Regions from separate parts of the Mus musculus genome. Here region 2 is linked to region 1. A link is a loop called in an ENCODE intact Hi-C map of the cell type or tissue named here. Cell type or tissue: heart. All regions are shown on one strand. Each heading gives the region's core, and the rest is flanking DNA. Links, peaks and the distances in the headings are about the cores only. Region 1 holds the start of Gdf11 (growth differentiation factor 11). Region 2 has its middle 18 kb from the start of Mmp19.

Region 1 (8,327 bases), core at 289-8,288:
GAGAGGCACATACTAGAAGGGAAGAGAGTAGGGAGGTAAGCCTCCAGGGAGGTCCTCTCCCCCCACCCCCTGCTCCTACAATTCAACCATTTCACCCTCCTCACCCACCCCAAGGAAGCCCCCAAGTATGGAAGAATAAAGCCATTAGCCCCAGAGATAAGGCTTTTGGGGGGAAAATGGAGATAGGATTAGGGAATACTGTGTACCACTGCAACCTGACCTCGCCTAATCTTAGAAGCTAAACGGGGTCAGGTCTGGGGGGGCACTTGTGTGGGAAGAATGGGGAAATTCTCTCAAAGGAGGCAAGAAAAGTAGCTTTCTCCAAAAGCCCAGCTCTAATGTACAGGGCAGGAAGGGGTGCCGCAGATCAGGGAAGCAGTGTATTCCTCATACCCCACCCCCACTCCATCCCACTCTCCACCCCCGTAACAGCACCCTTGAGCCTTGGCCTCGAACACTGGCAACAGACTCCTCAGGAGCAGTTCTTGCTTCTAAGGCTGTTAACAGACCGCATACCGGAGAACGCACTTCCATCCCTCTACCGGCTCCCTCCCCTAGATACTTGCTTCCTTTTCACCCGTAGCTCACAACCTTCAAACCTAAATACCAGCCTCAAGACCCTTACCCACATTTGCTATGAACCAGTCAGGACCTGGAAGGAGGCGGGTATGGAGGTCGCTCTGGTAACCTAGGAGAGGGGCACCCCTAGCTGGAAGGCAGTTACCAGGGAGACCAGGGCAGTGAGCTGGGATCCAAGCCAGGGTTGGCACATACCGGTATAAGCAAAGGGTGGGTGCGTGGGCTGTTTGGTTGGCGGGTGACAGGGTCTCTCTAGGTAGCCCGGGCTGACCTTGACTTATAGCAATGATCTGCCTCACACTCTCTCTTGACACTTCGGCTTACAGACTTGCGCTATCACCCCAGCAAGCAAAAGTCTTAATGTTCTGCTTTCTTCCAACTCCTGTCCTATAAAGCAACTAGCGCCCCCTTCTCACGACTAGGTCTGGGGCAGACGGAAAGCTAGGAATTACTTTATGCGTCTTAGAGGAATCATAAGGGACCAAACCTGAGAGAAGTCAAGGAAAGAAGTGACTCTAGGAGGGGTTGAGGAAGAGACAAAGCTTACTCTTTTTCAAAACTTCGCCTGAAGATGTTGTTCACCAGTACAGCGTTTGCCTACGGTACTCGGGTTCGAGGTTGGGGAAAGGTACTCCTGACTTGAAAAGTCTGAAGGGCAAGTATCAAAACCACTGGTCTGACGTTTCATGTTATTCCACCAGAGGGCAGTCTTGTCCACTTAATGAATTACTAGTCCTAGCGATAAAGCCAGGGAGTGGAAATCTGTCGAGCAAATTGTTGAGTGCTTTCCTGGTATTTGGCCTATAACAACCCCTTGTGGACAAAATTACACAATTTTCTTCACCGCCACCACCACCTAGGTTCACTCACTGAGGGTCATTCAACCTTTAGTTAAGGCTGCTAAGAAATACATTCGTGAAAAGGGTTCTGCTGTTGGGTGTCCCAGTGTGAGGTTGCAAGCACAGTAAGAGGTGACGAAGGCTGACTGATACTATTAGAGTGCTTTGTCAGACCTCATGCTTCAAAAATAGCTGTGGATTCTAAGGTGTAAGGGGCTTTAATAAGCTGGGCTGGCAAGGCGGCTCAGCAGATAAAGGTACTTGCCATCACACCTGATGACCTGAGTGTTTGATCCTGGAGACCCAGCACATGGTAGAAAGAGAAAACTTACTCCATAAAATTATCTGATCCTTTTGTGCATTCTCCTAACCCCCACTCCCGCCTGGCATGCACACACACACACACACACACACACACACACACACACACCTTGTTCAAGTTCATACAGCCAGAAAGGAAGGTTGCTGGGACTTGGCATACAGGCATCCTAGATCTATTAGAGAAGCTACAGTAAGAAAGGGGATTCCTGAATGATTTATCTAAAAATTTCCTCTACACCGAGACCTAGTAAAAGTACAAATTTGGCCAAGAGATTTGGAGACTGGAAGTTGGATGCTAGGAATTAAGCTTGGGCATCACACTCAGCTCCTGAACTCCAGCTCCAGCTGAGAAGTGGGTCCAAGGAGAACACTTGGATGATAAAACAAGATTGGAGTGCTACATCCAGGTACGTAGTCTGTGTACATACTGCCATTCATCAAGTGAAGCCTGCAGGATAGGGCACATCTGAGCAGAGAGAGCTTCTGTACTTGGTCTGTGATGTTTGAGGAGCCTCGGGTCCCCTGGACTGGAGCGTTAGCAGGTATTATGCACCTACTGTTTGCTTCTCTCGTCTTTGACCTTCCACTCGATACAAGTTTGAGGAGGAAGTGAATGTAAGTTGTCCATTCTCTAAAGAAGCAGAAAGGGGCAGCACCATTTCTGCTCTCAAAGTGTTTGTGTTTTCAGAGACAGGGTCCCACTAGATCACCCTGGCTAGCCTGGAACTCTTTGTGTAGACCAGGCTAGCCTCTGCCTCCTGGATTAAAAGCATGCTCCACTACACTTGGCTGGTTTGCAATTTTTTGTTTGTTTTTGTTTGGTTTGTTTCCTGAAGAAAATAACATCAAAGTAATAGGTTTGAAAAATGGGAACGCAGCAGAGTATGCGGTAAGAACAATCAGGGCTCTGAGGGATCAGAAAGGGACAAAAGAGGATCCTGAAGAAGAAGCCCTGACTCCCTGACACTCTTGGCCGGCTCCGAGGTAATCCTCACAACTAGTTGAAGGTAGAAATTATGGTCTCCATTTATAGATAAAGAAACTTGATGATTGCTCAGTGGAAGAGTTCTTGCTTTGTATGCACAGCCCCTTGGTTCTACCTCACCCCACACCCAATTCAAGGTACAGGGAAGAGAACACAGAGAGAGGGAGAGAAAAACTTGGTAAGTTATCGACACTCCCATGTTTTGGTCCAAAGCAAGGGAGTAATGAGAAGTTTCTGGATTGTGTTCCATTCAGTCCCTGTTCTTCTTCTTTTTTCTTTTTTAATATTTATTATGTTTATTATATATAAGTACACTGTAGCTGTCTTCAGACACACCAGAAGAGGGCATCAGATCTCTTTACAGATGGTTGTAAGTCACCATGTAGTTGCTGGGATTTGAACTCAGGACCTCTGGAAGAGCAGTCAGTGCTCTTAACTGCTGAGCCATCTCTCCATCCCTAAGTCCCTGTTCTAAATAGGAATAGGTCATGTATTCAGAGCTTCTCACCTACCCTGCTTCTCCCTCACAGCTGAACCCCAATAGTTACCCTCATTCCACTCCAGCTCCCAAACCCAATTCTGTTCTTTTGTTTATGCCTAACTAACTTTAACATATATATATATATATTTTAATTAGGGTTTAATTCCAGAGAGGAAACCAAAAACCTTCTACTTGGTCCAAGAATCCCAATAGTGAGGTCTATACATTTTACATTTATCTATATATTTTTTTGAGACAGGGCCTTCCTACTGACATTTATACATTTTGTTCAGTGAACACTGCGCGAGACACTGGAAGAGCAAATCTCAACCCCCTAACATTTTCAGTTTGCCAAGGGATCTTCAGAGACATGGGTCAAGGCATGCTTATACAGAGAGCTCTCTGGAGGCTGAGGCAGGAGGATAACTGAGTTTGAGGCCAGCCTGGGATGCATCTGAGACTCTGTCTCAGAGGATAGAGGAAAAGGAGAAGAAAGGGTTTAGGGGAGGGGAAGAGGGGGAAAAAGAGAAACAGAGACCTGGGAAGAGGGAACCAGCAGTAGTGGCTGAGCACACCTGTACACTGTCTTCCTCGTGTACTGAGCTGTCTGGCTGCGCTTAGGACCACACCTGAAGACCATGGCTGGTCCCATTCCAGAGTGGCTCCCCTTGGGGTTTGCTATCTCCACATTAGACATCTGAGTATAGACCCTGCTCTTACCCTTACGCCTAAAACTTCAAGCTTTCTCAGACATGTAAGACCTTACAAACACAAAGACGTAGCTAGGAACCCAGAGAGAGGGTCCAGATTCCTCGCCAAGCACCACTTTCAAGCCCTACCTCATCCCTCATCTGGCTCTTCCCCTCATGGCTCCCACCCTTTCCAGCCCGATCACGATCACTCTCTTTGTTCTATTAAACCTCAATCTCAAGATCACAGGCCTCCTAGATAGTTTTCTTCCGGGCTCAGTACTTGTCAACTTCTCAGCTTGTCCCTGGCCTCTTCCTCTCCTGACCGCCTTCATCCCTGTGATAAATCAGCCTGATGTTCCATTTTATGGGTTCTTTAAACATCCTGGGCTACCTCTGGTAGCTGAGGCTATTCTTCACATCTCCACCTCTTCCCCTTGGGTGTCTCTTTGCGCTCCAACCAAGGCTGACTTGTGTGTGTTACTTCCTCCCCTGGTCTTTTCTCTGCACCTGCCTCCTCAGGGGTTGCTACCTCCAAGGTATCCCCTGTCTCTGCCTCTCCCTCTTGCGCAGGGTACCATCAGCTCCCTCTGACCCATCCGTTCTCTTGCCCACCTCTCCTGCTCTCTCCTGTTCGACTCCGTAGAATTCGGTTAGCCACCCCTCTTTGCGCTCTACCTTTGTCTTTGACTCTCTCCACTCTTAACTGTCCCACTAGTTTTTCTGGTCGTCTTCAGTCTTCGCTCTTGCTCTCTAGCTAAGTCTCTCCCTTCTGTGACTTCTTTTCTCTCTTTTGTCTCTCCCTCTTCCCTTCCTATCTGGGTATCTTTGGATCTGCCTCTTCCCCCACCCCCAACCCCTACCCACCGCTCCGTCTGTCCCCGATCTCTCTGACTCGGTCCCTCACGGCCTCTCCCCCCCTCCCCCTCATCTTTCGGTCTCTTCATCTTTCTCTGGACCCGTGCTCGCTCGTGTTCTCTCTCTCTCTCTCTCTCTCTCTCTCTCTCTCTCTCTCTCTCTTTTCCTCGGTTCTCTCCGGCTCCCTCTCTCGCCTCGGATGACAGCGCTACCTCTTTTGTTGGCTCCGCAGCCAATCGCGGCCGCTGACGACACGGGGGCCGGGGCTATAAAGGGCCCGGCCCGGGCTTGGGCCCCCCCAGCTGCCCGCCCCGGCCGCCCGCCCGCCCCGCCCGTGCGCCCGCCGCCCCCGGCCCCCGGCCCCCCCTCGGCCGGGCAGCCCCCAATCCCGCGCCGCCCGGACCCCCTCCTCCTCCCTCTTCCCTCCGCCCCCTCCCCGCGGGACTCCGGCGTCCCCGCCCCCCAGTCCTCCCCTCCCCTGCAGCATGGTGCTCGCGGCCCCGCTGCTGCTGGGCTTCCTGCTCCTCGCCCTGGAGCTGCGGCCCCGGGGGGAGGCGGCCGAGGGCCCCGCGGCGGCGGCGGCGGCAGCGGCGGCGGCGGCCGGGGTCGGGGGGGAGCGCTCGAGCCGGCCGGCCCCGTCCGCTCCGCCGGAGCCGGACGGCTGCCCCGTGTGCGTGTGGCGGCAGCACAGCCGCGAGCTGCGCCTAGAGAGCATCAAGTCGCAGATCCTGAGCAAACTGCGGCTCAAGGAGGCGCCCAACATCAGCCGGGAGGTAGTGAAGCAGCTGCTGCCCAAGGCGCCGCCGCTGCAGCAGATCCTGGATCTGCACGACTTCCAAGGCGACGCGCTGCAGCCTGAGGACTTCTTGGAAGAGGACGAGTACCACGCTACCACCGAGACGGTCATAAGCATGGCCCAGGAGAGTAAGTGGGCTGCGGGGTGCGCGCGGTGCGGTGCAGTCCGGGAAGGACCCGGAAGCCCTTTCTGCGAAAACTTGACGGATTGGGGAGCCGGGCCACTCCACACAACTTTTTGAGCGGAGAAGATGGGCAGCGGAGTTGAGTGCACGCCCCGTTCTAGGGTGGGGGGGTGGAGGATGGCGCGTTGGGGGAGGGGGGCCAAACCAGGCAGGTTGTGAGCTATTGCTTTCCATCCCTTGTGAGAAAAAGATTCAAGTTGAAGTAGTCCTAGAAACTGGCACCCTACAGTGACTTTTCTGGAGCGTTAGGTGGGGAGCTTCCGTGACCCGTGCAGTCTCAGCTGGGCCGCAGTGCCATCTTCCCACTGCTCTGGCACCAGCATCAACTCCTTGCCCGGTGCTCCGGAAGGCGCCCACCGGCTTTCGGAAAAACTAAGTGTTCCTCTAAGGCCATGGCATAGGACCCAAACCCGGTGTACGTCTCAGCAACTCAGCTGACACCTCTCCTTTCTGCACCTGATCTCGCACTGGGTATCCCCTAGGACCTAGAAGAGCTGTTCCTTCCTGGTACCGAAAGAGCTCAAATAACTCAACTCCACTGCGCTTGCCACTTAACGAGTATCATTTGGTTACTCTCATCTTAGCGTGCTCACTCCCTGTCCTACCCACAGCTGGAGCCAAAGAAGACCCAGGGAGAAAGAACTAGATGAGGGGGATGGGAGAACCCAGGCATCCGAGCCCCTGGCCAAACGGAGGATGAACACTCTGATAGACAGGAGCGGCTTTGAAATTTTATGGCCTGGAAAATCCAGGCCAATACTACCGCCCCCACTGCCTTCTCTCCCTAGGGTCAGGTGACTCCCTTTCCCCTCCCCCACTGACTGTAGTCCCCCCCCCCCCCAACTCCAGGGAACCAGGCTTTCTCTATTCCCTAGTGGTTTGGCAAGCCCCCCCTCCTTTGGTTTTATGGCTCTGAACAGAAGGGGGGGCTGGTTTATTGGCAGATGGGTCATAAAAAGCTGGGGGTTGCGGGAAATCCTAGTGGCCCACCCCCATGGTAGAGGTACAGGAACCCAGGTGTGCATTTGGAAGGTTGAGAGCCTGGCACTTGCCACCCAGTTTCTGCAGAATTCAACTCCAACTTGGTTAGGATTGTAAAGAAAACTCAGAGTCAGGAAACTCTCTCTCTCTCTCTCTCTCTCTCTCTCTCTCTCTCTCTCTCTCTCTCTCTCTCTCTCTCTCTCTCGTGTGTATGTGTATGTGTATGTGTGTGAGTGTGTGTGTGTGTGTGTGTGTGTGTGTGTGTGCACAGAGATCTGATCTTGGGTTCTCAGGCTCCCTTGTTCTTATTGCTTCTACTTTTGGAAACCAGGGTCAGTCTTTGATTGACTAAGGGCAGGGATAGGGAAAAGATTCTAGAAAACAGTTGTAGGGAAATAATGAATGACAAAATTTTCTGGAAGATGCAGGATATATAGAGAAAAGATACTCTGCTCTGTGTGATGTAAAGTGTGTATTTCCAGGGTGAGTGACCCAGCTGCAGGCTTCCCATTGCCTTCACTATCCCTAGCCTCCTGTAACCAGAAGGCTTGAGTCCAGAATTAACTCTGGTAGTGGAGAGCAGCAGGAAGTGAAGGGACTCTGAATGCACAAATTGGGCAGTAGCCATTAAGCCTGGGGGTGGGATTGTACCAGTAGATGAAGTTGGGTCTCACCCTGACTTCCATTTTAGTGCCACTCCAGGACTTAGGTAACCCAGGAACTGGGTTTCAAACCAGGTATTGTACTTCCCCTTTAAGAGTCTAGCTGCGACCTTAAGAGAGGGAGGGGGAGTAGAGGGGAGGGGAGGGAGAGAGGAGAGGGGGGAAAAGGAAAAAGAGACTTTTATAGTCTAATCCCCAGGGACCCGCTTTAATAAGAGACTTGTGCTCTGCTAATCGGGGGAGGTGTTTGTCAGCAGAGATGGCCTCTGCTCCCCTCCCCCTGCCTCCCCTCCCCCAGCCAACCCCGGACCCCAGCCCCCACCTTTCCTAGGCTGTTCGGCCTGCCCTAGTTCCCTCTACCCTCTCACTCTCCCACCCCAGCCTTCATCCCTGGGAACCCAGCCCCCTGCTCTTCTAGGAGCCAAGCCCTGCCCCTCAGTTTGTCTCTCCTGTGCACGCTAAGAGGCCCCTGCCCTCTCGCCCAACCTCCTGCCCCTGGGCCATCCAGCCTGAGTTGGGAGAGGGTGTGTGGTGGGGTGGAGGCTGTAGGCAGAGAGGGGGTTGGGCCTTTGCTGAAAATAGTGCAGTGACCTCTCTCCCCCACCAGCACCGCCTCCTAAACCTGACCTGCTGCCTGCCACCAACCAAATCAATCCAACACAGATGTGGCCCCTTCCCCTCCCCACCAGAGCTCCATAGCTTTACCTGCTTCTTTGTTCCTTCTTCTGCACCTTTCCATCTCTTCTTTACCCCACGAGGGTCCCACCTTTGCCCTCTTACCTTACCCACTCCAGTCCAGTCTACCCAGTGTTTCCATTTCCCAAACATTTGCTCCCATTACTGTGATCTACTTGTTCCGTTCCTCTGCTGGTCTTGGTCTAACCTGTCTTCATTCTGTCTCTTCATTCTTATCTTATCATCTTCAACCTCTTCCTTTCCTTACATCTTGTCC
Region 2 (8,327 bases), core at 233-8,232, 120 kb after region 1:
GAGGAGGATGTCCTCAAATTCCTTGCTGCGGGAACCCACTTAGGTGGCACCAACCTTGACTTTCAGATGGAGCAGTACATCTACAAAAGGAAAAGTGACGGTATCTACATCATAAACCTGAAGAGGACCTGGGAGAAGCTGTTGCTCGCAGCTCGAGCTATTGTTGCCATCGAGAACCCTGCTGATGTCAGCGTCATCTCCTCCAGGAACACTGGCCAGCGAGCTGTGCTGAAGTTTGCTGCTGCCACAGGAGACACTCCGATCGCTGGCCGCTTCACACCTGGGACCTTCACTAACCAGATCCAAGCAGCCTTCAGGGAGCCACGGCTTCTAGTGGTGACCGATCCCAGGGCTGACCATCAGCCACTCACAGAGGCCTCTTATGTCAATCTGCCCACCATTGCTCTGTGTAACAGATTCTCCCCTGTGCTATGTGGACATTGCCATCCCATGCAACAACAAGGGAGCTCACTCAGTGGGTCTGATGTGGTGGATGCTGGCCAGGGAAGTACTCCGCATGCGAGGTACTATCTCCCGTGAGCACCCCTGGGAGGTCATGCCTGATCTTTACTTCTACAGAGACCCAGAGGAGATTGAGAAGGAGGAGCAGGCTGCTGCTGAGAAGGCTGTGACCAAGGAGGAATTCCAGGGTGAATGGACCGCACCAGCTCCTGAGTTCACTGCTGCTCAGCCTGAGGTGGCCGACTAGTCTGAGGGTGTGCAGGTTCCCTCTGTGCCCATCCAGCAGTTCCCCACAGAAGACTGGAGTACACAGCCAGCCACTGAGGATTGGTCAGCAGCTCCCACAGCGCAGGCCACTGAGTGGGTTGGAGCCACCACTGAGTGGTCCTGCGCTGCTGTGCAGGTGCCTGAGCAAAGGGAAAAAAGATGGAAGGAAAATAAAGTTGCTAAAAGCTGAAAAAAAATATTTATTTTATTTAATGTATATGTGTACCACATATGTGCCCAGTGCCCACAGAGGTCAGAAGAGGGTGTCAGATTCCCTGGCACTGAGTCATGAATGGTCATAAACCACCATATGAATCCTGGGAGTTGAACCTGGGTCTTCTGAAAGAGTACACGTATTCTTAACTCGCCCCCATCCACTTTCAAAACAAAAGTCATCGGTCAGCAGATTAGAGGTACATGAGAAAAAAATTCAGAGAGCTTTAGAAACTAAGTGTTGGAATGGGTGAAGAATTTCTAGTCAATCACTAGCCATGGCATAAAGAATAGTGGTCATTAAGATCAGAAGGAACTGATCTGTGAGGGTCCTGACCTTCTGCTATGAAGCTGACAAGGGTGGCCAGTGGTGAAAAGAGAGTAAAGAAGAAGAAGTGCATAGTCAGCCACGGTGGCATGGGCTGAGATAGCAGGATATCAAGTTCAAGATCAGCTTGGGCTACATAATGAGGTTTTATCCTAGAAGCTGGGGGAATGACTCCATGGGTAAAAGTGCATGCCACACCATCTGGAGGACCAGCATTCTGATCCCCAGAACCCAGAGAGCAAGTCTATAATCTCAGTGTTCCTATGTGTGATAGTTTGAGAATGGCCTCACAGACTCATGTGTTTCAATGCTTGTTCCCTAGTAGTTAGAACTGCTTGGGAAGGACTAGGAGGCGTGACCTTGACGTAGGTGAATAACTAGGGTTTGAGGTTTCAGAAGTCAACTTTGTTCCCAGTTACAGTCTCTCTCTCTCTCTCTCTCTCTCTCTCTCTCTCTCTCTCTCTCTCTCCCTCTTTCTCTCTCCCTCTCTCTCTCTCTTCCCCTCTCTTTCCCTCTCTCCCTCTCTCCTTCTCTTCCTTACTTCTCTTCTCCCTCCTCTTCTTCCTCCTCCTCCTCTTTTTTGTTTTTCCTATGTTCATTTGTTTTGTTTCGGTTTTGTTTTGGTTTTGGTTTTTAAGACAGTTTCTCTGTGTAGCCCTGGCTGTCCTGGAACTCACTCTGAAGACCAGGCTGGCCTCAAACTCAAAAGATTTGCCAGCCTCTGCCTCCTGAATGCTGGGATTAAAGGCTACTGCCACCTGTCTACCTTTCTACTCCTTAAAAATAACAGTTGGGGGGCTTGACAGATAGCTCAGGAATTGAGAGCTCTGACTACTTTTTCAGAGTCCTGAATTCAATTCCCAACAACCACATGGTAGCTCAAATCCATCTGTGGTCTGATGCCCTCCTCTGGTGTGTCTGAAGACAGCTACAGTGTCTTCATACATATAATAGATAATTCTTTTTTTAAAAAATTGCATATGGGAGCCAGGCATAGTGGTACACACCTTTAATCCAGTACTTGGGAGGCAAAGGCAGGTGGATCTCTCCTGTTCCAAGACAGCAAGTTCTGAGCCAACCAGGACTACATAGGGAGACCTTGTTTCAAAATTAAAAAAAAAAAAAAGTGGGGTGTGGTGGCGTATGCCTTTAATCCCAGCACTTGGGAGGCAGAGGCAGGTGGACTTCTAAGTTCAAAGCCAGCCTGGTCTACAGAGTGAGTTCCAGGACAGCCAGAGCTACACAGAGAAACCCCATCTTGGAAAAAAAAAAATCAAAATTAAAAAAAAAAATAAAACCCAGGAAGAGAAAAAAAGGACTCTTTTCAAAAAAAGAAATAAATAAAAGACTATTTCAAAGTTCTTTAGTGTAGCAACTGACCATATCCCCAGCCCCAGTCCCCACCACTCTCTCTTTGAGAGAGAAAGTGTTAACCATGTCACCCTGGCTAGTCTGGACCTGAGATCACCTCCCTTTGTCTCCAGAGTCCTGGGATTAAAGGCCTGTGTCACCACCTCCCAGCAACACTACTACACTCTTAATAACAGATTCTCTATTCTTGATATGTGTACTTGGGTTAATTTTGAAGACATATGAAAGGTGTAGATACCATTTCCTTAAGTACTTGGGAGACTAAATAAAAAACGATTACCCAGTGTACTGAGTCTACTTATAATCAAGGCATACAAGAGGATCAGTAGCTTAGGGCCATCCTCAGTTATACAGTGAAATTTTTTACGACAGCCTGAGCTACATGAGATCCCACCTCAGAAAACCCAAAGAGAGGGCTGGCCAGATCTGGCAGCCAGTAAAGGTGCTTTTGGCCAAGCTGGACGACCTGCGTTCAATCCTCTGGACTGGCAGAAAAGAGAGAACTGATTCCACAGGATGTCCTCTCAGTGACATTTGCACACCCGTGCACACACACATACACACGAACAAACATAGGTTTTAGAAAGTTTCTGTACAGGAAAAAAACAAACCTATCTGCTGCTTTGAAAACAAGCAGGTTGAGGAAAATTTCCATACCACTTGGCCTCTCGGTACCACCTAGTGGGCAGCAAACCCCAATACAAGCTAATGCCAAAACGACCAGTCCTAAAACAGCTCACTTCCAAATTCCTAACCTTTGTTACCTGCATAAGGGGGGTGGGGGGGATGACACACCATGAGCAAAGAAAAGCAACTCTCTCTCTCTCTCTCTCTCTCTCTCTCTCTCTCTCTCTCTCTCTCTCACACACACACACACACACGGACATATGGGCTGAATTATAATCTTACTGTGATGGCATTTGGAAGCAAGACCTTAAGGCACTAATTAGATTTAAATGAGGTCATGAGATAGGGAACCTTTAATAAGATTTGTGCCCTAATCAAAGGGGATTCTTTCCAGGATGATAAGCTCAGGAAAAGCCATGTGTGTGACTCTACATAAGAAGGCAGCTACACACAAGGCAAGACGAGAAACTTCTCGGCAATGACATACTAGTTGTGACTTCCTCAACTGATTTTGTGGGGGAAATAAATTTCTCCTTTACCAGTATGATGGATATTCTTGGTCATGGATGGGAAGAGGGACTCAGTTGAAGGACTGCTTGCCTCAGATTAGCCTGTGGGTGTGTTTGTGGGGCGTTTTTTTCTGAGATAAGTGGAGAGGGTCCTAGGCTATTTGTTCTCAATCTGTGGGTCACGACCCCTTGGGAGTTGAAAGAACCTTTCACAGGGGTCACCTAAGACCATTGGAAAACACAGATATAAGAAGTTGGAGAGATGGCTCAGTGGCTAAGAGTGGCTGCTCTTCTAGAAGTCCTAAGTTCAATTCCATGGTGGCTCACAACCATCTCTAATAAGTTCTGATGCCCTCTTCTGGCATGCAGGTGTACATGCAGATAGAGCACTGACAACATAAAATATATAAATAGATCATTTTTTAAAGACACAGAGATTTACATTATACTTCATGACAGTAGCAAAATTACAGTTATGAAGTAGCAACAAAATAATTTTATGGTTGGGGATCACCACCACATGAGGGGCCGTATTAAAGGGTCACAGCATTAGGAAGGGTGAGAACCACTGTCATAGGTGGTCCTAGGTTGCATAAGAAAGCTAGCTGAACAGAAGCAGGGAACAGTCAGTGAGCAATCCTGTCCTTGCTGCTGTTGGTGGTGGGGTTCTGGAGTTGTTTGTTTGTTAGAGACTGGGATCTCCTTATGTAGTTCTGGATGGCCTGGGACTCACTCCATAAACAAAGCTGAATTTGAACTCACAGAAATGCTTCTTCCTCTGCCTCCCAAGTGCTGTGATGAAGGCGTGGACCACCAAGCCCAAAACCCCTGTGGCCTTAAGTTCCTACCTTGGCTTTGCTTCATCGGCTTTAGACCAAATGGAAAAAAAAATACACTTTCTATAAGTTAGTTGTGGTCAGAGTTTTTATTACAGCCATAAAGCAAGGGAGAGCAATTAACTCTCTCACACTCTGACTGGGTCTGAAAATCAAGTTAGTATTAGAATAGCAGATGAAAGCACACAAGTTGTGTTGGGTTATTTTTATGTGTGCAGGGAGTACCTTCAGGAGGGTGATGACAATACAAAGTAGCAGCGAGGGCTGAGAGCTTATACCCTAGGTTAAATCAACTACAAAAATGTGACAAGAGGGGCTGGTGAGATGGTTTAGTGGGTCAGAGCACCGACTGCTCTTCCAAAGGTACTGAGTTCAAATCCCAGCAGCCACATGGTGGCTCACAACCACCCATAATAAGATCTGATACCCTCTTCTGGTGCGTTTGAAGACAGCTACAGTGAACTTATACTAATAAATAAATCTTTGGCCGGAGCAAGTGGGATTGACTAGAGCAAGCAGAGGTCCTAAGTTCAATTCCCAACAATCACATGAAGGCTCACAACCATCTGTACAACTAAAGTGTGTACTCATATACATAAAATAAATAAATCTTTTTAAAAATGTGATAAGAGGAGAGATTGGGCAGCTGTGGAAATGTGGAGAGAGGAACTTTCCTTTTGGGGTTGATTTTTGTTTTGTTTTATTTTATTTTATGTTATTTTATGTTATTTTATGTTATTTTATGTTATTTTATTTTATTTTATTTTATTTTGAGTCTCACACCACCCAATCTGGTCTCAAACTTACCTTTTGACCAAGGATGACTTGAACTCCCGATCCTCCAAGATCCATCTCCCAAGTGCTGCTGGGAGTACAGGCTTGTGCCACCATACCTAGCTCACAGGGTTTGTTTGTGTTAGAGTTCTCTCAGCCTCAGTTCCCCATCTCTGGTAAGAATGTCTCCCCTTCCTCCTGGTAAGGGGGCACCTTTGCAGTCTGCCTTGTGGTCTACTTTCAGGAAGAAAGATGAAACAAAGAGCACCAATATTGTATTTTCTTCCATAGAGAGAATTCTGGAGTTTTAGCACAGAAATATTATAAAGATGTGTTTTTGTTTTAATCCTACGTGTGGTGTACTGGCTGGTTTTATGTGTCAACTTGACACAAGCTAGAATCATCACAGAGGAAGGAGCCTCAGTTGAGGAAATGCCTCCATGAGGTCCAGCTGTAGGGCATTTCTCAATTACTGATCAATAGGGGAAGGCCTGGCATGTTGTAGGTTGTACCATTCCTTGGCTGGTGGTCCTGAGTTGTATAAGAAAGCAGGCTGAGCAAGACTTGGAAAGCAAGCCAGTAAGCAGCACCCTCCGTGGCCTCTGCATCAATTCCTGCCTCGAGGTTCCAGCCCTACTTGAGTTCCTGTCCTGACTTCCTACAATTATGGACTATGATTTCCAAGTGTAAGCCAAATCAACCCTTTCCTCCCCAACTTGCTTTTTGGTCATGGTGTTTTGTCGCAGCAATAGACATCCTAAGACAAACTGGTACCAGTTTAGTGGGGCTTTGCTGTATACAGACCTGACCATGTTTTGGGGAGGATTTGTGGAAGGACTTTGGAACTTTGGGCTAGAAAAGCCATTGAGTGTTATGACCATGGCGGCAATGTTCTGTAGGAGCTTGGAAGATAAGAATTTTGAGAGCTGTGCAGAAAATGGATGCCTGGCTTGTGGCATTTCAGAGGGAAGACTGAAGGCTCTCTCAGAGCCATTTCTATTTTGATTGCAAATATTCTATGGTTCTGGTTAGCTGGGGCTGAAGAATCAGCTGTGATTAACACAGTACCAGAACTACTAAAGAGAAACCTTTGTTTTACTGGGACAATTAATAAGAGACCGGCATCACTGAGGTGAAATCTTCTGGGAAGTGTTTCTTGGGAGCACAGAGAAGCTGTGTTCCAGAGGCAGCCACAGTTGTACTTCACGTTGGCAGCTGGACTTGGTAATATATAAGGGTTACCCAGGTGGTACTTGTTTTGAAAGCATGAAGGGGTCATGAAGAGCAGCTGAAGCTTGGCACTGTGAGAGGCCAGGAGAGGTCATTGATGAAGATGCAGCCTCAGTGGCGGTTGGAGGCCCAGGGCTGAAAGGGTCATGTAGAGAAGCTGAGGCTTGGCACCGGGAAAAGCCTATGAGAGGCTACTGATGAAAGTGCAGCCCAGTTGCAGCAAGGGACCCCAGCAGTTTTGGAGATGCCAGGTAACATAGTGGTTTGTTGAGCTAATAGAAACCCTGACTAAGACGTGTGGGGATTTGGGGATGTGTCACGGCAGCTGATTATGATGTGCCTCATGCTCTAGCAGAAGCATGGTTTTGCCAGCTGTTGATAGTTTCTGTGATTGTGTGACCTTTGGAATTTTGGGAACTTTTTGGAGGGTATATATATAAATGCTGGGACCATGAAAGGTAGGGTGGGTGGTTGTTGGTCGTTCGGGGATGTTGGTTGTGGTTTGTTAGTAATCATACTCAAAGAAGAAATAAGACAGAAATTAGATTCAAACAACCCCCCCTCCCTCCCTCTCTCTTCCCTCTCTCCTTTATCTCCTATCTAGTGATGGGGTGAAATGGAGGGGGAGGGAGAATAAAGGGTGGGGAAAAAGAAGATCCCACAATGTAGCAAAGACCAGCTAAATTCTTCAACTTAAAATAACCAATATGTTAAAGTAGCATATTTCAGGATGGTAGGCTCTAAATTCACCAGTCTCATGGGCCATGTTTTGAAGACTCCTGCCTTACACGTAAATGTTCTTCTGTGGAGGAAAACAGACCCTGCAAAACTGAAAGCATGTTGGCCACATACTTGTCACCCTGAGACCTGCCTGCAAATGCAGGCCGAGTCTTCACTGCCAGATTTTCATGCAGTGTTAGTCACGCTATTCAAATGCTATCCTTGCCATTACATGCCTATAATCCCAACACTGGGGGATGATGATGCAGGAGGATGCCAGTTTAGGTGACATAGTAAGACCCAGTCTGAGGGCCTGGCACAAACCTTTAATCAGGCCTTTGCCAGCCTGCCTGCTACCATGCTCCCATTCCATGATGATCATGGACTCTTAACATTCTGAAACCCCAAACTAACTCTTCTCTAAGTCCCCTTGGTCATGGTATCTCAGTCAGGGCAATTGAAAATTAACTGAAACACATAGCAGCAGTTATGCCTGTTACTTTTCATTTTTTCCCCCTTTGAGACAAGGTTTTCAGACAGTTTCAGCCCTGGCTGGTCTGAAACTCCTAAAGACCTGTCTGCCTCAGAGTCCTGAGTACTGGGATTAAGGTGTGTTCTACCACAGCGGCTTCTAGCTGGCTTTAATAAAGGATTTTTATCAGGGCTACATAAATGATTCGGAGGTTAAAAGTATACTGTTCTTGCAGAGGTCCTAAATTCAGTTACCAGGACCCACTTCAGACAACTCATAACTACCTGTAACTCCAACTCCAAGGAGCCCTACACCCTCTTCTGGAATCCACAGGCACCTGACCTGTGTTCCGATGACATTCATTCACATAGACATAGAAGCATAAAAAAAAATCCTTAAAAACTCATTCATGTCGGCCAGGGGGAAGTGGTATGTGCCTTTAAGCACTTGAGAGGTGCTGGTGGATCTCTGTGAGTTGGAGGCTAGCCTGGTCTACAAAGATGGTTCCAAGACAGCCA

The links. Hi-C counts contacts between places; a loop is a spot of excess contacts. Peaks named below come from ENCODE experiments on the same cell type or tissue, not always from the same donor. Only the 100,000 strongest peaks of a DNase experiment are listed, where the experiment ranks them.
Region 2: it touches region 1 in a loop (4-fold over the local background); 8 of 42 quality-filtered maps call a loop at or near these places.

Annotation. Positions count from the first base shown.
Region 1 is chr10:128,888,596-128,896,922 of GRCm38, reverse strand. It overlaps Gdf11 (growth differentiation factor 11), which reads left to right and starts at 5,205. Exons shown (of 3, transcript NM_010272.2): 1 at 5,205-5,676. The coding sequence starts at 5,238. It also overlaps a transcript of Cd63 not described here. In heart, for the core only: a CTCF peak has its summit at 1,271 (motif pointing right); DNase peaks (open chromatin) are centred at 792, 1,252, 4,982, 5,552 and 1 weaker place; H3K4me3 peaks cover 5,765 bases; H3K27ac peaks cover 4,537 bases; H3K27me3 peaks cover 2,043 bases.
Region 2 is chr10:128,768,892-128,777,218 of GRCm38, reverse strand. It overlaps the pseudogene Rpsa-ps2. Among named protein-coding and RNA genes, the nearest start is that of Mmp19, 18 kb to the left of the region's middle. In heart, for the core only: CTCF peaks have their summits at 3,299 (motif pointing left) and 4,144 (motif pointing left); no DNase peak of the experiment used is centred there.